2 separate regions of the Homo sapiens genome follow, and region 2 is linked to region 1. A link is an interaction called in ENCODE POLR2A ChIA-PET data of the cell type or tissue named here. Cell type or tissue: PC-9. All regions are shown on one strand. Links, peaks and the distances in the headings refer to the core of each region. The heading gives the core; the rest is flanking DNA. Region 1 has its middle 53 kb from the start of CD28. Region 2 has its middle 51 kb from the start of RAPH1.

What was found. Peaks named below come from ENCODE experiments on the same cell type or tissue, not always from the same donor. Only the 100,000 strongest peaks of a DNase experiment are listed, where the experiment ranks them.
Region 2: POLR2A ChIA-PET joins it to region 1 with 8 read pairs; 3 of 35 experiments call an interaction of 5 or more read pairs at or near these places.

Annotation. Positions count from the first base shown.
Region 1 is chr2:203,757,627-203,762,021 of GRCh38, forward strand. No RefSeq gene overlaps it. Among named protein-coding and RNA genes, the nearest start is that of CD28, 53 kb to the left of the region's middle. In PC-9, for the core only: no CTCF peak of the experiment used is centred there; DNase peaks (open chromatin) are centred at 1,595 and 2,235; H3K4me3 peaks cover 761 bases; H3K27ac peaks cover 3,218 bases.
Region 2 is chr2:203,584,220-203,588,614 of GRCh38, forward strand. No RefSeq gene overlaps it. Among named protein-coding and RNA genes, the nearest start is that of RAPH1, 51 kb to the left of the region's middle. In PC-9, for the core only: no CTCF peak of the experiment used is centred there; DNase peaks (open chromatin) are centred at 1,532 and 2,692; H3K4me3 peaks cover 391 bases; H3K27ac peaks cover 3,142 bases.

The sequences.
Region 1 (4,395 bases), core at 113-4,112:
TTTCTCCACCATGTTTGAAGGATATTTCCACCAGATATACTATTCTAGGATAAAAGTTTTTTTCTTTCAGCATTTTAAATATGTCATGCCACTCTATCCTGGCCTGTATGTTTTACACTGAAGAGTCTGCTGCCAGACATATTGAAGCTCCATTATATGCAATTTATTTCTTGCTGCTTTTGGGATACTTTCTTTATCCTTGACCTTTGGGAGTTTGATTATTAAATGTCTTGAAATAGTCTCATTTGGGTTAAATCTGCTTGGTGTTCTATAATCCTCTTGTACTTGAATATTGATATATTTCTCTAGGTTTGGAAAGTTCTCTTTTTTTTTTATCCCTTTGAATAAATTTTCTACTCCAATCTCTATCTCTATCTCTTCTTTAAGGCCAATAACTCTTAGATTTGCCCTTCCAAAGCTGTTTTCTAGATCTTGTAGGTGTGCTTCATTCTGTTTTCTCCTCTCACTGTGTATTTTCAAGTAGCCTATCTTCAAGCTCATGAATTCTTTCTTCTGCTTGATCAATTCTGCTGTTGAAAGACTGATGCATTCCTTAATATGTCAACTGTATTTTTCAGCTCCAGAATTTCTACTGGATTTTTTTTTTTTTTTGAGACGGAGTCTTGCTCTGTGGCCCCAGGCTGGAGTGCAGTGGCGCAATCTCGGCTCACTGCAAGCTTCGCCTCCCGGGTTCATGCCATTCTCCTGTCTCAGCCTCCTCAGTAGCTGGGATTACATGTGCCTGCCACCACGCCCAGCTAATTTTTTTGTATTTTTTAGTAGAGACGGGGTTTCACCATGTTAGCCAGGATGGTCTCGATCTCCTGACCTCGTGATCCACCCGCCTTGACCTCCCAAAGTGCTGGGATTACAGGCGTGAGCCACCACGCCTGGCCTGGATTTTTAAAAATTATTTCAATCTCCTTGTTAAATTTATCTGATAGGATTTTGAATTCCTTCTTTATGTTTTCATGAATTTCACTGAGCTTCCCCAAAACACATATTTTGAATTATCTATCTGAAAGGTCACATATTTCTGTCACTCCGGGATTGGTCCACTGGTGCCTGATTTAGTTGATTTGGAGTGGTCATGTTTTCTTGGATGGTCTTGATGCTTGTGGAAATTTATCATTGTTTGGGCATTGAGGAGTTCGGTATTTATTGTAGTTTTCACAGTCTGGGCTTGTTTGTACCTGTCCTTTTTGGGAAGGCTTTCCAAGTATTCAAAGAAAATTGAGTGTTGTGATTTAAATCTTTGATCACTATAACCATACCTGCATTAGCAGGCACCATAAGCCCAGTAATGCCGTGACTCTTGCAGATTCATACAGGTACCATCTTGGTGGCCTTAGATAAGATCCAGGAGAATCCCTAGATTACCAGGCAGAGATTCTTGTTCTCTTCCCTTACTTTCCCCTAAACAAATGAAGTCCCATTGTCCATGCTGAGCTTCCTGGAATTGGGGGAGGGGTGGCACAAGCACCGTTGTGGCCATCAGCACTGGGCTACACTGAGTCAGACTCAAAGTGTAGCACAGCACACTGAGTCTTACGCAAGGCCTGCAGTGACTACTGCCTGGCTACTGCAAATGTTCACTCAAGGCCAAGGGCTCTTCAGTCAGCAGGTGGTGAATCCATCCAGGCTTGTGTCTTTTTCTTCAGGGAGGTGAGCTTCCCCTGGCCCAGGGCAGGTCCAGAAATGCCATCGGGCAGCCAGGGCCTGGAGTCAGGAACCTGAGGAATGTACTTGGTGCTCTATCCTCCTGCAGCTGAGCTGACACCCAAGCCACAAGATAAAGTCTTTCCCACTCTTCCTTTTCCTTTCCTTATGCAGAAGGAGTTTCTCTCCCTGTCCACCACTGCCCTAGGCCCATGACAAATACTGTCAGGCTATGGCTGAAGTTCACACAAAGCCCAAGGGCTTTTCAGTCAGCTTGTGGTGAGTGCTGCCATGCTTGGGTCTCTCCTTTCAGGGCAGTGGGCTCCCCTCTAGCCTGGGGCAGGTCTAGAAATGCCTTCCAGGAACCAAGGCCTGGAATCTGGGACCCCAAGAGCCTGCTCAGTGCTCTACCCTACTGTAGCTGAGCTGGTCCCCAAGCTGCAAAACAAAGTCCCCTTTAATTTTCCCTCTCCTTTCCTCGAGCAGAAGGAGTCTCTCCCTGAGGCCACCACAGCTTGGAATGCACTGAGTCACAGCAGAAGCCAGCATGGCTCTGAGTCTCACCCAAGGCCTGTGGCAAGTACTGCCTGGCTACCACTGATATTTATTCAAGGCCAAAGGGCTCTTTAGTCAGCAGGTGATTAATCCTGCCAGGACTGGGTCCTTTCCTTCAAGGCAGCAGGTTCCCTTCTGGACCTAAATGTGTCTAGAAATGTTTTTCAGGAGCTAGTGCCTGGAATGGGGGCCTCAGGACTCTGCCTGGTGCCCTAACCTACTGTGGGTGAGTTGGTATCCAAGTTGCAAGAAAAGGTCCTCTTCACGCTCCCCACTCCTCTCCTCAAACAGAAGGAAGGAGCCTCTCCTGGAGCTGCGAGCTGTGCTGCCTTGGGCTGGGGAGGGGTGATGCAAACACTCTCTTGGCTGCTCTGGCTGGTGTCTCACTATGTCGCATGCCCCCCAAGTCCACTGGTTTCAAGCCACATGGCATCAGTAGTTGCTTAGGAATTACAGTCCTTGTGGCCTAGACTACCTTTCAAGTTTATTTAGGACCCCAGAGTACTTTAGCCTGAAGTGGTGGGGCTTGCTGGAACTCAGGTTCTGACCACTGGGATGGGCAATTCTCCTCTGGCTAGGGTTGGTCTAGATGCTCCCTCTGTGGGTTCTGGCTGAATTCTGCCCTGTGTTGCTTTCTGCTGTGGCAGGACAGTACTGAGTTCCAACGTAAAGTCCTGCAATCACTGCACTCTTTCTCCTCCAAGCACACACATTTTCTCTCTGCTGCTGCCAGGCTATGGGGGAGGGGTGATGTCAGTGATTCAAGACAGTCTTTATTACCTTCTTCAGTGTCCCTTTCCTTGATATGATGTTAAAACCATGCACTGTGAAGGAATGTGTATTTTTGAATCCATTCTCATGTTGAATCAATCCACAGAAAGATACACAAATCTAACGTCATTTCTGTTCAAACAAACAAAAAAATTCAGTTAGTTGTTGTGCATCTGTGATGTCAAACATCAACGAGACACTTGGATATAATGTTTGTGAATTTGTTTTCAGTCTTGAAAGCCTTCTGTGTAGAAGAGAGATAAGTGAGTTTCATTTTATGAGGCCCAGAGGTATAGAATAAAGACCAATGACTTGATTTCTCAGGAGAACCAAATTAAAACAGTTGAAGCTCCTCTCTGTTTCATTCCAAAATGGCAAGAGATGTATGTTGAAAGCAAGAATAAAGGGCTTTGGTTGGGCTCAAGAGGCGTCATCTGTTTAAAATATGGCAATAGTGCGTATTGTCCTCAAATTCCTTACCCCAGGTCAAAGTGTTAGGGAAAGAGGCCTGGTCTACTAATGGGTACATGGTTCCCAAAGGTATTCCCCTATCTAACATCAGGGCCTTGGTTAACAACACATTTCTTCTAAAAGGGACAGAAACAACTTCTTAACTCCACTTCCAAACTTCCTAAGAGAGCAGTGTGGGGAAATGATGATTCCTTGCTTTAATTTATACTGCCTATTTCCCTTCCACCTACACAGGAAAGGCAGGAGAGTGCAGTAGAACTGGCACTTCCTTCTTACATAGTAGGATGAAGTAATTGAAGTAAGATGAAGTAGGATGAAGAGTTGACTATATGCCTTGGACATCTCTTACGTATCACTGCAAATCTCAACCTTGCCTGTCTCTTTTTGCTCCTTCTATTGAGGCAAGCAGCTTCATGCAGTTTCAACCTGACAGTACCTCATCTCAGACGCCCTCTGAATGCTGCTCACCTGCTCTGGAGCTTCTGAGCTGATACCTTTGTGTAGATTCCTTAGAAACACAGTTGGTGCCCACATATGCTTGGCAGATTAGATTATGACTTTCAATCTTCATTCCCTCCCTGTAATAGAATTATACATTGAAACTCATTGTCAAGTGTTTTTATTTTTAGTACCTCCCAGTGGAAGAGATGGAGATTTTATCTCTGCCTCCTTGACTTTGGGTTTGGCTATATGACTTTGGCCAATGGAATATGGAGTGCATGGGATGCAGGCAGAAGCTGTAAATGTCTGTGTTGTTTGACTTGGTCTCATGTTTCTGCCATTCACCATGAGAAAGCATGGACCAGGAAGTTTCTGGTCCAAAGAGAAGATACATATGGAGTAGAATTGAACCCAACCCACTCACAGACTGGAATGGAGCATGGCCAGCTGACCTACAGACCCAGGAGTGAAAAATTGACATTTGTTTTGTAAGCTTAT
Region 2 (4,395 bases), core at 256-4,255, 170 kb before region 1:
ACTAAGCATTGGGAATGTAAATATGACCAAAGTTCTTCTTCTTCTTTTTTTTTTTGAGACAGGGTCTCACTCTGTCATTCATGCTGGAGAGTAGTGGTACCATCATAGCTCACTGCAGCCTCAACCTCCTGAGCTCAAGCGACCCCCCAACTCTCCCCACTCCCCACAACTTTGCTTTAGGCTCCCAAGTAACTAAGACTCCCAGTTAATATTTTATTTTATTTTTTTGAGACAGAGTCTTGCTCTGTCATCCAGGCTGGAGTGCAGTGGCACTATCTCAGCTCACTGGAACCTCTGCCTCCTGGGTTCAAGTGATTCTTGCGCCTCAGCCTCCTGAATAGCTGGGACTACAGGTGGGCGCCACTGCACTCAGCTAATTTTTGTATTTTTGGTAGAGATGGGGTTTCACCATGTTTCCCAGGCTGGTCTCAAACTCCTGGTCTCAAGTGATCCACCCACCTCGGCCTCCCAAAGTGGTGGGATTACAGCACCGCGGCTAGCCCTTTATTTTTATTTTTTGCTATGTTACCCACTATGCCTAGCCTGACTAGATTCTTGATAGCACCTCATGACTATATATTAGACTCTAGAGGTGAAGAGAAACACAGGTGGATATGACAAAGGTAGCAAAATGGTGTGGGGTCATGGTTAGAAACATGGACTTTGAGCCTGAGTGTTTGGGTACAAATTCTTACTCAGCCACTTACTAGCTGTGTGACCTTGGACTTCATAATAACTTCACTTCTCTATGCCTAGTTTCCTTATTTGTCAAGTGGCAACTGTCATTGTACCTAGGGTTGTTGTAGGAGTTAATATTTATGACTATGTAGGGGAGTGTCTGAAACATAGTAAGTGCTATGTAAACATTTAAGTAAATAAGTGCAGCAATCGAGCTATATACAGGGTATTATAGGAGTACCTTGTCCAATTAGCAATATCAAACTTTTGCTTCTGTTCAGGTCTGTCCAAGGTATGGGGACATTTCCGAAGTCAGGAGAATTAAAAAAAAAAAAAAAAAGCCAGAGTTTGGCTGCTCAGCATCAGTGCAGCATTAGTGCAGGCCTTAGCCCACAACTTACTTCCACTAATGAACATTTGTCTCATTCCTTGGGTCAAATTTCTACCTGGTATCTTTGTCCTAGTAAATGAGTCTTTGTCCTATTTTCCTGCATCTTTAGTCTCTGCCTAAATTTCTGGTCAAGTCCTCAGTTCTTCTGGAACAGAGGTTCTGCCTTGATCTTGCTAATTTGCATGCCCGTAAGCTCCACTCTCCAAGCAGGGTTCCAGCTACCAGCTGCCAGGCCTGCTTGCTGCCTGGGTTTCTGAATATTACTTGCTCTAGGAGTCCCCATTGCTATTTTTCTTCCATGCATTTAGCCACCCATCTGCCTATTATTCTACTCTCCTGACACTATGCCCTGACCTGGCTGGTGTCTCTAATTGCCTGTTTTCCATGTGGCTGCCTGGCCCTTAGGGACAGGTGTTTGATCTTATCATCTCACTTATGCCTTGTTCGGCCACCACTTAATCTTCCCTACTGACAAGAAAGAAGGTGGCAAGGAAGAACGGCTGAGTGAGACACTCTGTGTTGCTCATCAAGTGACCTAGTTTAGTTTACCAAGGAATGTTTGGGTGTATCTGTTGGGGGTAGCTTATCATAAATAACTATGCATAGCCATATGTGTAATTAGGAGGGGCTTGCTCTCTACAAAGTTTCCTATGTGAAGACTTTCTCTTCTTGATGCCCCAGTTAAGGAAATTCCTTTACTAATTTATCTTCCTGAATAACCCGTCCTCCCTGAATAATCAGTTTCATGTGCTGTCCCACTGCTGCTAAATTACTCTAATGAAGTCATAATACTGTGGTTCTGGGCTTTCAAGTTCAGTACTTTCTACGTATTTTTCATTCTTAGTGTTTGCATGCAGGCTAAACATTCTAGGACGTCATGGTTTCCCCTCTGCTCCCCACCATTCCTATTTTTACTTCTCGGAGTTTTCCAAAACTTGATTATAGTCAATGTCAGCCCAAAGAATTTCCCTTTCCCTGGAATCACTTCTGTTGAACATGGCCACTTTTGTTTTGAATAAGAAAACCTAATCATCTCAATTACGATAATAACCTCGAAGTTGCATTACTGACGAGGGTGTCATGAAAGTGAGTCAATAGTGGAAGGGGAATAAAGGGCATAATATAATCCCCAGCTCTTAGCAACATAACCTAATTTTCATTCAGTCCCATGTAGCTGCCTAATTTCCATTAGGCGCATGCTGATTTCTTTTAGCCCCATGCACAGAAGACGATCTTATTTTCCCTTCAGTTCTATTTGGTACTTAGAGTTAATTGGAAACTTAATTATAAGTGCTAGAAGTCATCTGCAGAGTATTTCTCATTTGTGATTTATTATCCATTTTTATGGTATGCATTTATTTTCTTGATCGAAATAATTTTCATTTTAAATAGCATCTGACATTTGCAAGGGTTTTAAAGCACATTCATATATGCTATCTCATTAATTCTCACAACAGTCCTGTGAGGTAGGCAGAACTGTTATTATGCCTATGCTACAGACGAGAAAATAATGGCAGGGAAAAAGATTGTGGGAGAATAAAGTAAAAAGTGCATAGGAGGAAGAGCCTGATGATTAAGCACTGCTTGCAGCTCTGGCGTTGTTGACTATGAGCTGCATGCCTCTAGGCAAGTTACTTAAACTCTCAAGCTTTGTTTCTTCATCTGAAAAATGAGGGACTTAAATTTAGGGTTTCTTGCAGTTCTGAGTCTGTGTGATGTTTGTTTAAGCCGGCATATTCATATTAACCTTCCCTACTCAACCGCTGATAGGTGAGGAATACACACACACACACACACACACACAGAAGTACACACACACACACACACACACACACACACTCACATCAAGGACTCCTTTGGGCCCAAGAGTTGAGATAGGCAATCCTGAAGTGAGGGGGCTGGGAGAACCAGGGAACTGAGCATGTAGGAAGAGATGATTTGCTCTTGAAAAGGTGTAGTGGGGCTGGGCACGGTGGCTCACATCTGTAATCCCAGCACTTTGGAAGGCCAAGGCAGGCAGATCACAAGGTCGGGAGATCCTGGCTAACACGGTGAAACCCCGTCTCTACTAAAAATACAAAAACAAAATTAGCCAGGTGTGGTGGCGGGCACCTGTAGTCCCAGCTAGTTGGGAGGCTGAGGCGGGAGAATGGTGTGAACTTGGGAGGCAGAGCTTGCAGTGAGCTGAGATCGCACCACTGCACTCCAGTCTGGGTGACAGAGTGAGACTCCATCTCAAAAAAACAAACAAACAAAAGGTGTAGTGAATATTCATTCTAGGTTGAGTGAGGTGGCAAGTCCCAGCTGGGACAGCTTTGGGACCAGTTCAGTGCAAATTTGGAGGAATTAGAGGTTGGGAAAAGGTTGGAAAAGTGTTTCCTTTTAGGGGAGAAACAAACTGGACATCAATTACAAAGTTTCACTGTATGTTGGCTGATAGAAATATAGTAACCATTCGAATTTTGTGGCTGGGTGTGGTGGCTCATGCCTGTAATTCCAGCACTCTGGGAGGCTGGGCAGATCACTTGTCAGGAGTTCCAGACCAGCCTGGCCAACATGGTAAAACCCCGTCTCTACAAAAACAAAATACAAAATTAGCTGGGTGTAGTGGCACGCACCTGTAGTCCCAGCTACTCGGGAGGCTGAGGCAGGAGAATTGCCTGAACCTGGGAGGTGGAGGTTACGGTGAGCCGAAATCGTACGACTGCACTCCAGCCTGGAGACAGAGCAAGACTGTGTCTTAAAAAAAAAAAAAATTACAAAAATTAGCTGGGCATGGTGGCACGTGCCTATAGTCCCAGCTACTTGGGAGGCTGAGGCATGAGAATCACTTGAACCTGGAGGTCACAGTGAGCTGAGATCGTGCCACTGCTTTTCACCCTGGGTGACAGAGCTAGGCCCTGAATAAAAAAATAATACTTTTGGAAAAAAAAATAGCACCAAAACTCTGAAAGTAAAGCTACTCTATAAATGCAAAACTGTGATGTTATTTATTTATTTGAGACAGAGTCTGGCTCTGTAGCCCAGGCTTAAGTGCAGTGGCACAATCTCGGCTCACTGCAACCTCCACCTCCCAGGTTCAAGCAATTCTCCTGCCTTAGCCTCCTGAGTAGCCGGGACTACAGGTGCCTGCCACCACACCCGGCTAATTTTTTGTATTTTTAGTAGAGACGAGGTTTCACCGTGTTAGCCAGGATGGTCTCAATCTCCCGACCTTGTGATCCGCCCGCTTCGGCCTCCCAAAGTGCTGGGATTACAGGCATGAGCCACTGCTCCCGGCCTATTTATTTATTTTTTTGAGACAAAGTTTCGCTCCTGTTGCCCAG